Linked DNA regions of Homo sapiens: region 2 is linked to region 1. A link is an interaction called in ENCODE POLR2A ChIA-PET data of the cell type or tissue named here. Cell type or tissue: HepG2. All regions are shown on one strand. Links, peaks and the distances in the headings refer to the core of each region. The heading gives the core; the rest is flanking DNA.

Region 1 (6,709 bases), core at 1,890-4,389:
TGTAATCCTAGCACATTGGGAGGCCGAGGCGGGTGGATCACCTGAAGTCAGGAGTTCAAGACCAGCCTGGCCAACATGGTGAAACCCCATCTCTACTAAAAATACAAAAATTAGTCGGGTGTGGTGGCAGGCGCCTGTAATCCCAGCTACTCAAGAGGCTGAGGTAGGAGAATCACTTGCACCTAGGAGGCGGAGGCTGCAGTGAGCCGAGATCATTCGCTGAACTCCAGCCTGGGCAAGACAGAGCAAGATTCTGTCAAAAAAAAAAAAAAAAAAAAAGTGGTCCTTTCTTCCCCCAAGACACAAGAGTCCCAGAGCTCCACACAGTTAAATGCTACAGAAAGCACCATGGCATCTTGGCCCTCAGAAGCAAAGCGTGGAAAACACTTGGTGCCAGCTGTGGCCCCCGTGAACTTCCCATGCTGCTGGAGTAGATGGAGGGGAAGGTTTCCAGAGCTCTGAGAGGGGCCGAGGCTTCTACTTCTACTGTAATGCTAACTGCATTATGTCATATAAGTTACTTAATAGACATATCCCTTGTTCCTTCCACTAGACTGGCCACCTGAGGAGGCAGGACCACTTTGGACTCGCTCATCATTGTGTCCCACCACCCAGCATCTAATAGGTGCTCAATAAATACTTGCTGAGAAAACAAGCAAATGACTCTCTCATTCCAATGCTATGGAGATTTGTGAGTTGCAAAATCCTTTTGAAATGTGAATGGCTATTCCTGAGTTTATTTGAAATTCATTTTCCAGGTGTGATTGACCTCATTTGAACCCACTGTTCCTTCTGTGTTTATCATGGACAGACAGTATCACCCGTGTAGATGAGTGTAATCTTGGGGCTGTTGGGACCCTTTGAAATCAGACCCCTGACTGTCTATTTTGGCTCCATGAGCCACTCCCCACTCCTTGCTGCCCAAGGCCCCTGTCATATTGTTTGTCTGTCTTTCTTTCTTCCTCTTCTCCTTCTTCTTTTTTTCTTTTTTGAGATGGAGTCTTGCTCTATTGCCTAGGTTGGATGATCTCAGATCACTGTAACCTCCGCCTCCTGGGTTCAAGAGATTCTCCTGCCTCAGCCTCCTGAGTAGCTGGGATTACAGGCATGCATCACCACACCGGGCTAATTGTCCTACTTTCAGTGGAGACGGAGTTACACCATGTTGGCCAGGCTGGTCTCGAACCCCTGGGCTCAAGTGTTCCACCCACCTCAGCCTCCCAAAGTGCTGGGATTACGGGTGTGAGCAACTGTGCCCGGCCCATATTGGCTTTCTTCTCCTTCTTCTTCTCATCCTCCTCCTTCTTCCTTCTCCCTCTTCTTCCTCTTCTTCTCCTTCTGCTTCTCCTTCTTCTTCTCCTTCTCCTTCTCTTTCTCCTTCTCTTTCTCCTTCTCCTTCTCCTTCTCCTTCCCCTTCCCCTTCCCCTTCCCCTTCCTCTCCTTCTCCTTCTCCTTCTCCTTCTTCTTCTCCTTCTTGAGATGGAGTCTCACTCTGTCGCCCAGGCTGGAGTGCAGTGGCACAATCTCAGCTCACTGCAACCTCTGCCCCCTGGGTTCAAGCAATTCTCCTGCCTCAGCCTCCTGAGTAGCTGGGATTACAGGTGTGCATTAACATGCCTGGCTAATTTTCCTATTTTTAATAGAGACAGAATTTCATCATGTTGGCCAGGCTGGTCTTGAACTCCTGACCTCAAGTGATCCACCCATCTCGGCCTCCCAAAGTGCTGGGATTACAGGCATGAGCCATCACACCCGGCCCATATTGTCTTTCTTCTTTTCCTTGGATGGGCAATCATCTTCCCACCTCGGGTCGTTGGAACATGCTCTTCCCTCTGCCTGGTGCACCCTTTCCTCTCCCTCTGCTCCTGGAGCAGAATGTCTTGGCTGAAATGCCATCTCCTCCCCGAAGTCCCAACCAGGTGTCCTGATTTCTGAGGATGAGGTTGTTCATCCCCCATAGCCACTGCCATCTCTTCCTCACACTCCTCATGCTCTTTTCTAAAACTCAGCCAATAATTCATCCTCCACCTTCTCCGTCCAGTGTAAAGTCCACAAGAGCAGGTATCATGTCTGCCCTGGCCACTGCAGTCATCCCAGCTCCTGGCTCAGTGATGAGCTCAGATGTTCTGGGAAGATCTGTTAAATGTGTGGTAGCTGGGGCGGAACTTCCTCTAAGCTGGAGATAAGTTATTTCATGCACAGTCTTTATGTACTGAGGATGGTCATTTTTATCATCTTAAGCAGCTACTGTGGTGGTTTTGATGTCTTCTTGTTATCAAGCAGCAGATCAAACATGAGGTTTCCTGCCTCTATTTACTGTCAAGCAGCCGTTTATCTCAGGAAGAGGAGACCTCTTTAGCAAGATGTTTTTCTTTAATTGAAAAAAAATTTTTTGTAAAGTTGGGGTCTTACCATGTTGCCCAGGCTGGTCTTGAACTCCTGAACTCAAGTGATCCTCCCATCTTGGCCTCCCAAAGTGCTGGGATTATGGGTGTGAACCACTGTGCCTGGAGCTTTTATAACTTGTTTTTTTTTTTTTTTTTTAATTTAGAGGCTGGGTGGGGTGGCTCACGCGTAATCCTGGCACTTTGGGAGGCTGAGGCAGGTGGATCACCTGAGGTCAGGAGTTCGAGACCAGCCTGGCCAACATGGTGAGACTCCGTTTCTACTAAAAATACAAAAAACTAGCCAGGCGTGGTTGTGTGCGCCTGTAACCCCAGCTACTCGAGAGGCTGAGGCAGGAAAATCACTTGAACTCGGTAGGTGGAGGTTGCAGTGAGCCGAGATCACGCCATTGCACTCCAGCCTTGGCAACAAGAGCGAAACTCTAGCTCAAAAAAAAAAAAAAAAAAAAAAAGACAAGCTCTCAGTCCATTCCCAGCCTGGAGTGCGGTGGCGCAATCACAGCTCACTGCAGCCTTGACTTTCCAGGCTCAAGTGATCTTCCTGCCTCAGCCTCCTAAGCAGCTGGGACCACAGGCAGATATTTCACCTTCCCTGTTAGCTGTATTCCTCAGTATTTTATTTTTTTGTGTGGCTATTGTGAATGAGATGGTGTTTTTGATTTGGCACTCAGCTTGGACATTGTTGGTTTATAGAAATCCTATTGAGTTTTTGCACATTGGTTTTTATTCTGAAACTTTACCAGTTGTTTATCAGATTGAGGAGCTTTTGGGCAGAGACTATGGAGTTTTCTAAGTATAAAATCGTATCATCTGCAAACAGAGATAGTTTGACTTCCTCTCTTCCTATTTGGATGTCTTTTATTTCTTTCTCTTGCCTGATTGCTCTGGCTAGGACTTTTAGTACTATGTCGAATAGGAGTGATAAGAGTGGGTATCCTTGTCTTATTCTGGTTCTCAAAGGGAATACTTCCAGCTTTTGCTCATTCAGTATGATGTTGGCTGTGGGTTGACCATAGACGGCTCTTATTATTTTCAGGTATGTTCCTTTAATGCCTTATTTGTTGAGGGTTTTAACATGATCTCTTCACTTTCTTGCCAACACTTGTTATCGTTCATCTTTTTGATGTTGATCAAAGCACACACAATTTCAGTTAGGCAGGAGGACCAAGAGATCTAGTGTACATGATGGTGACTATAGTTATAACAACCTATTGTATATTTGAAAATTATTGAGAGTAGATTTTAAGCATTCTCACCACCAAACGAAATGATAAATGTGTGAGGTAATGCATATATTAACTGGCTTGATGGAGCCATTCCACTATGTATACATATATCCAAATGTGTTGTGCAGCATAAATATATACAAATAAATAAATATATTTTTATTTCCAATAAAATACACTTATTTCATGTATCTGATCCCAAACACATGAAATCTGGCAGATACTCTTTTTTAAGTTGACATATTCGATAAATGGCACTGGGTTAACTGGCTAGCCACATGGATATTTTATTTATTTATTCATTCATTCATTTAGAAACAGAGTGTCGCTCTGTCACCCAGGCTGGAGTGTAGTGGCGTGATCTTGGCTCATTGCAACCTCAGCCTCCTGGATTCAAGTGATTCTCGTGCCTCAGCCTCCCAAGTAGCTAGGAGGCGTGCACCACCATGCCTGGCTAATTTTTGTATTTTTAGTAGAGATGGGGTTTCGCCATGTTGCCCAGGCTGATCTCGAACTCCTGGCCTCAAGTGATCTGCCTGCCTGGGCCTCCCAAAGTGCTGGGATTACAGGTGTGAACCACTGCCCTTGGCCCATGTGCATATTTTCTTTGTCAATTTAAAAATGAGCATCTGCCAGATTTCATGTGTTTGGGATCGGATAAATGTATTTGGGATCAGATTGAATAAATGAGGAAAATCGTATCATAGTCCCTGACTCAAGGGCAGGGTGCAGTGAAGGGAAGTAGATGGAGAAGATGTTTCTTGAGGGAGGGATGGGTCTCATCCACGCCTCTTTGCAGCTGTGAGCACAGGTTCTGGTGCAAAGGAAGGGCTGATGCTCGTGTGGGGAATGTATCTTCTGGAACTCATATTTTTTGATCATCCCTGGGTGAAGCCCAGTGGAGAGATTCAGAAATGCAAGGGTCCTGCCTGGGAGAAAAGCTGAGTGGAGCCACAAGGCTGAGGTTCAAAGGGACTTTTTGCTTATTTGCCACCCACTGCTGCGTACATAGCAGGCGCTCAACAAATATTTGTGGGACAAATGAAGGAATAATGTGCACAGTTCAAGAGAAAAATGAAATGGGGAAAGACGAAGGGGCGTTCACCCCAACCAAGCACCTACTCTGGGCCAGCATCCTCACACATAGTGTGTCTCTTACTGGAATAATCCAGGCCCACTTTACAAAATGGAAAATGAGGTCCAGAGAGGCCAAGCTGCTGGTCCAGGGTCACAGCGCCCCCACCAGGTAGGGCCGCAAGATGCAGCTGAACTGCCACCTTAGTGTCCCCACCCCAGCCCCTGTCTCACAACTCACCTCGTTTCCTGTGAACCCAGCCCCATGTCTCATTTCTCTGGGCACCCAGAAGCAGCAACAAAATACTTTTCTCTGGCCAGGCACGGTGTCTCACGCCTGTAATCCCAGCATTTTGGGAGGCCCAGGCGGGTGGATCACTTGAGGTCAGGAGTTCAATACCAGCCTGTCCAATATGGTGAAACCCCGTCTCTACTAAAAATACAAAAATCAGCTAGGCGTGGTGGCGGGCGCCTGTAATCCCAGCTACTCGGGAGGCTGAGGCATGAGAATCACTTGAACTTGGGAGGCGGAGGTTGCAGTGAGCCACGATAACATCACTGCACTCCAGCCTGGGTGACAGAGCGAGCCTATGTCTCAAAAACAAAAAAAAAAGAAAAAGAAAGAAAGAAAGAAAGAAAAATGATAGCAGCATCCAGAGGGTAAAAAACACATCAAGTAATAGAATGTATAAATTAGTTATACTTGTTTTGGCCGGGTGCGGTGGCTCATGCCTGTAATCCCAGCACTTTGGGAGGCTGAGGCAGTAAGATCCCTGAGGTCAGGAGTTTGAGATCAGACTGGCCAAAATGGCCAAACCCTATCGCTACTAAAAATACAGAAGTTAGCTAGGCGTGGTGGCGCGTGCCTGTAGTCTCAGCTACTGAGGAGGCTGAGGCAGGAGAATCGCTTGAACCCGGGAGGTGGAGGTTGCAGTGAACTGAGATGGTGCCACTGCACTCCAGCCTGGGCGACAGAGCAAGACTCCATCTCAAAAAAAAAAAAAAAAAAAAAGCTGCCAGCCAAAACCCACTAAAACCAAGATGGTGACCAAAGTGACCTCTGGTTGGCCTCACTGCTCATTATGCATTAATTATAATGCATTAGCATGCTAAAAGACACTCCCACCAGCACCATGACAGATTACAAATGCCATGGCAACGTCAGGAAGATACCCTATATGGTCTAAAAAGGGGAGGAACACTTATTCTGGGAATTGCCCACCCATTTCCCCAGAAAACTCATGAATAATCCACCCCTTGGTTAGCATATAATCAAGAAATAACTATAAAAATAGCCAACTAGCAGCTCTCGGGCTGCTCTGCCTATGGAGTAGCCACTGTTTCATCCTTTTGCTTTCTTTTTTTTTTTTTTTTGAGACAGAGTGTCGCTCTGTCTCTAGGCTGGAGTGCAGTGGCACGATCTTGGCTCACTGAAACCTCTACCTCCCGGGTTCAAGCGATCTCCAGCCTCAGCCTCCCGAGTAGCTGGGATTACAGGCGTGCACCACCATGCCCAGCTAATTTTTGTATTTTTAGTACAGATGGGGTTTCACCATGTTGGCCAGGCTGGTCTCGATCTCTTGACCTTGTGATCTGCCCGCCTCTGCCTCCCAAAGTGCTGGGATTTACAGGCGTGAGCCACTGGGCCCGGCCCATCCTTTTGCTTTCTTAATAAACTTGCTTTCACTTTATGGACTTGCTCTGAATTCTTTCTTGCACAAGGTCCAAGCACCCTCTCTTGGGGTTTGGATGGAGACACCTTTCCAGTAACAACAGTTTTTGAATTTGACAGTTTATTCAGGTCTGAATCTTAAAATGAGTCTGTCAGAGGCATGTGAACCAGAGCAACTCCTTCTTGAATAGGAGCTGGGTAAAATGAGGCTGAGACCTACTGGGCTGCATTCCCAGGTGGTTAAGGCATTCTAAGTCATTGGATGAGATAGGACGTTGGCACAAGATACAGGTCATAAAGAGCTTGCTGATAAAACAGGTTGCAGTAAAGAA
Region 2 (4,604 bases), core at 1-2,500, 280 kb before region 1:
GTGCTTGAGAAATGTTTTGAGGGATGATGACTGAGTCTTCCCATCACGTCATCCCGCCTCAGGCCTGGGTGACGGATATAACGGCCGACAGCCCAGGGCAGGTCAGCTCCTGGAAGATCTTCAAGCTTTTGGTAGCAAATTTCAGAGACAGATGCAGGTCATGTGACAGCTCCTAAAAGTCGGGGCATGCCGGCTTTAACTGCACTGAGCTCACCTGGAAGAACCGGCTTCCTGTGTCTTTCTTCATTCCCAAAGAATTATGTTTCCACTTTATTTAAACCTTGCATTGTCTCTGCAGCCAGAAGGGGAGGTATGTACATGGGGGTAGGCCGGGGCACAAAGCCTGTTCCTAAGACTAACTTGGGACCAAGGAGCCCTGAGGAGTTGGGGCACGGGCTCCACAGAAACATCTAGGCTTCGGTAACCAATGCACAGTGACGCTCCCATGTTGACTTAAAAAGCAGATAAAAACAACCAAACAAAAAGTCCCTACCATTGCACCCCTGTAGTAGGCCGTTGTGATCGTCCGAAACCGTTCCTGACCGGCTGTGTCCCTAAACATGAAGAGAAGGGATATTAGCAACATTAAAGGAAAATAACTGTCCTCAGTAGGAGACAAGGAGCATCTACCCGGGATGCCTGGCTTTCTCACCGTTCAGCCACTGTGATACCTTCTTCTGCTAAGGCAGCACCTTCTAATCTCCCTATTATTACAGGGAAGGACACTGTGGCCTGGAGGGGTCATTTGATGTGGCAGAGCCATGATGGGATCCCTGACCCATGCGCCTTCTCCTCTTCTGCACCTTTGCTTCCAGGGAATTCTCCCTGGAGTTTCTGGTTCACAGAAGAGCCAGTCATGTGGCTCAGGAACATAGCTCTTGCTGTTGAGGGTGGCTGGGACTCAGGAAAAGCTTTCAGGCCTGCCATCTTGGTTTGAATGATGGGGAAAGTCCCTCCTCATCTGCATGACAAGGAACACAGGGCCTATTGCCCGGGAGGTGATGCCTGGGTAAGACATACCCATGCCCAGTCCAGCTCCTGGCTTGAAGGGTACTTAGTGTTTGGTTTAAAGGTAGGTAACCTAACTGGCCGGGCGCAGTGGCTCACATCTGTAATCCTAGCACTTTGGGAGGCCGAGGCAGGTGGACCACCTGAGGTCAGGAGGTTGAGACCAGCCTGGCCAACTTGGTGAAACCCCGTCCCTACAAAAAATACAAAAATTAGCCAGGCATGGTGGCACGTGCCTGTAATCCCAGCTACCTGGGAGGCTGAGGCAGGAGAACTGCTGGAACCCAGGAGGTGGAGGCTGCAGTGAGCCGAGATTGCACCACTGTACTCCAGCCTGGGTGACAGAGCAAGACTCCGTCTCAAAAAAAAAAAAGGTAACCTAACTGGCCTGGTGCAGTGGCTTACATCTGTAATCCCAGCACTTTAAGAGGCCGAGGCGGGTGGATCACCTGAGGCCAGGAGTTCGAGACCGGCCTGACCAACACAATGAAACCTCATCTCTACTAAAAATACAAAAATTAGGCGGGCATGATGGCGTGGATCTGTAGTCCCAGCTACTTAGGAGGCCGAGACACAACAATCGCTTGAACCTGGGAGGTGGAGGTTGCAGTGACCTGAGATCGTGCCGCTATATTCCAGCATGGGTGACAGAGTAAGACTCTGTCTCAGGAAAAAAAAAAAAAAAAGCCAGGCGTGTTGGCTCACTCCCGTAATCTCAGCACTTTGGGAGGCTGAGGCCAGCAGATCACCTGAGGTCAGGAGTTTGAGATCAGCCTGACCAACATGGTGAAACCCTGTCTACTAAAAATACAAAAGTTAGCCAGGCATGGTGGCAGGTGCCTGTAATCCCAGCTACTCGGGAAGCTGAAGCACGAGAATTGCTTGAACCAAGGAAGTGGAGGTTGCAGTGAGCTGAGATCATGCCACTGCACTCCAGCCTGGGTGACAGAGTGAGACTTTGTCAAAAAAAAAAAAAAAAAAATTAAAGGTGACCTAACTGATTGGTGACAGAGCCAGGGCAAGACTCAGGTCTTTTGTCTCCAAGCCCAGGGTTCCTCCCACGGCCCTGCTGGGACCCGGAGGGCTCTATACGTCTGGATTGTGCAGAAACACCTTGCTTGGAGCTAAGCTGACTTTCTGACACCAGCAGCAGGAGACATGAGTGGTTAAAAACAGTCATTTTTGCCAGGTGCGGTGGCTCACGCCTGTAATTCCAGCACTTTGGGAGGCCGAGGCGGGTGGATCACCTGAATTCAGGGGTTCGAAGCCAACCTGGCCAACATGGCGAAACCCCGTCTCTACTAAAAATACAAAATTAGCCGAGCGTGGTGGCAGGCACCTGTAATCCCAGCTACTTGGGAGGCCGAGGCAGAAGAATTGCCTGAACCCAGGAGGCGGAGGTTGCAGTGAGCCAAAATCGTGCCACTGCACTCCAGCCTGGGCAACAAGAGCAAAACTCTGTCTCAAAAAAACAAAGAAACAAAAAAAAAAACCAGTCATTTTTTTTTCAACTACAGTCCTTAGAAGAGTTTTGAGTCACTAACCTCACCACGATTGCTAAGAGCAGAAGCAGGAAGGCAGGAGGAAAGTGAAACTTCTGCTTGCTGATGCAGTGTCACTTTGGACTTGGGAACAAAGGGTGACATGGCACCAACGTGCTGGAAGTGGAGAAACTTCCATGGCTTGGAACTTACAAGGCAGCCAGAGCTTGACTTACTACCAATGTCTGCAGGATGAACTGCAAGTTAAACCTACCCGACTCCCAAAGTCAGATTAAGAGGTGAACAGTAGGGCCGGGCGTGGTGGCTCACGCCTATAATCCCAGCACTTTGGGAGGCCGAGGTGGGTGGGTCACCTGAGGTCGGGAGTTGGAGACCAGCCTGACCAACATGGAGAAACCCCGTCTCTACTAAAAATACAAAATTAGTTGGGCGTGGTGGTGCATGCCTGTAATACCAGCTACTTGGGAGGCTGAGGCAGGAGAATCACTTGAACCCGGGGGGCAGAGGTTGCGGTGAGACAAGATCGCGCCATTGCACTCCAGCCTAGGCGACAAGAGCGAAACTCCGTCTCAAAAAAAGAAGAAAAAAAAAGAAGAGGTGAATAGCACCTGGAGTCAAGGGTAGCTGTGGGGCTCCCTGAAACTGGCAAGTGGGGGTGACCGGTCAAACTTTGAGACTTGAGGGAGGATGACTTCGTGGCCCATCTCCTGGCACACTGCTCCCACTCAAAGGCACTTGCCTGGTTTGGGTGACAGGGAAATTGCACCATGCTCTTAAATGTGACTTCTCTTTGTTTTGCTCAGGGCCAGTGACTCTGTGCGAGTGGCATGTGTGCAGGGCAGGACCCCACTATACCCGCCACCTGAACTCAGTCTCAGCAAACTAGAATCAGGCCAGCGATGGCGACTTGGAGTCTCCCCACTTCCCTAATTGTATGTGCATGGGAAGTCACCCTTAGTTCTCAGGAATGGAAACAGGTCTCAACATGGGGCCCGGCCCTCCGCTTAATTTCGGTTTGGGGTTTCGGTCTGTACGCTAGGAAGGGAGGCCAGGCCTGCCCCAGGGGAGAAAAGAGGAAGTGAAGTTGGACCTTTATGCTTCTGAGTGGGTTGAGAGGCTCAAAAGGAAACTCTCGGCTGGGGCATCTCACAGTCCCTGCAGGCGTCACCAGCACCTGGCACTGAGAGGGCTCTCTTCCCGTTCAACAGAAGCAGCCCACTCTGAAGGCCAGACCCAGATGGTGCCCACTGTGGAACACTGAGCTAGCCAGGGCTGGGCAGCTTTGTGCCTATGATGCTGTAGGCCCTGGTGCCCTGCAGCCAGCAGAGGACAGCTCTCTGGGCTGGGTATAAACCTCCAGGAGCTTCTGGAGAAAGCCCCATGTGCCAGGACTGGGCACCAAGAAATGGAGGCCAAGGTCACAGGGACGGTGGAGGGAGAAGGCCAAGGGCTTCTGGCTTGAAGCCATTGCCAGGTGGAGAGAATGACAGAGAACAATGACTCTTACCATATCTGCAGTTTAATTCTCTTGCCATCGAGCTCTATGGTCCTAATTTTAAAGTCAATTCCTGAAAGAAAAAAGAAAAAAGGCACGTCACTGTCAGCCCATTTCCCAAGTTGTGTCTGAGCTGGGCGCCACCAACCTGTGCAGGTGACAGCTGTTGTGGCTTACGGAGACCCTGCCTGGTGCTGGGCATGCAGGATGTCGGAATATCCAGATCTGGAAACACTTGGAGATATTTTCCCTCTCCAAGAGCTGATGGGAGCAGTGCAGAGCAAACCCAGGGGGCGCGGGTGGCAAAGCCCTGCTCTTGTCCCTTGCTGCCAGCTGAACCCGCCTCCCCACCCCAGGCAGTTGTACGGAGTGGGTCTCAACAGAGCCCTCTGCAGGCCTGAGTCCCTTGCTCCCCAACACCCTGCAGCTGACCAACCCCCAGGCACACAGGGCCTTAGGCCCCACCATGCGTCAATGCACATGGTCACGTTCTCTCCTGCCCCCAGCTTTTGTACATGCTATTCATTTTCTGCGGGTGGTCTGTGTCCCACTGGCCCGTCAGCTAGGCACACTTCTCCTCCTTTAAGGCCCCCTTGAAG

The links. Peaks named below come from ENCODE experiments on the same cell type or tissue, not always from the same donor. Only the 100,000 strongest peaks of a DNase experiment are listed, where the experiment ranks them.
Region 2: POLR2A ChIA-PET joins it to region 1 with 6 read pairs; 5 of 35 experiments call an interaction of 5 or more read pairs at or near these places.

What each region holds. Positions count from the first base shown.
Region 1 is chr19:15,840,208-15,846,916 of GRCh38, reverse strand. No RefSeq gene overlaps it. Among named protein-coding and RNA genes, the nearest start is that of UCA1, 15 kb to the right of the region's middle. In HepG2, for the core only: no CTCF peak of the experiment used is centred there; a DNase peak (open chromatin) is centred at 2,906.
Region 2 is chr19:16,117,700-16,122,303 of GRCh38, reverse strand. RAB8A (RAB8A, member RAS oncogene family) reads right to left here. Exons shown (of 8, transcript NM_005370.5): 2 at 4,018-4,078; 3 at 494-554. It overlaps HSH2D-AS1 (HSH2D and RAB8A antisense RNA 1), which reads left to right. Exons shown (of 2, transcript NR_199156.1): 2 at 1-465. Among named protein-coding and RNA genes, the nearest start is that of RAB8A, 8.1 kb to the right of the region's middle. RefSeq lists enhancers at 2,181-2,230, 2,651-2,700, 3,181-3,240, 3,401-3,490. In HepG2, for the core only: no CTCF peak of the experiment used is centred there; no DNase peak of the experiment used is centred there.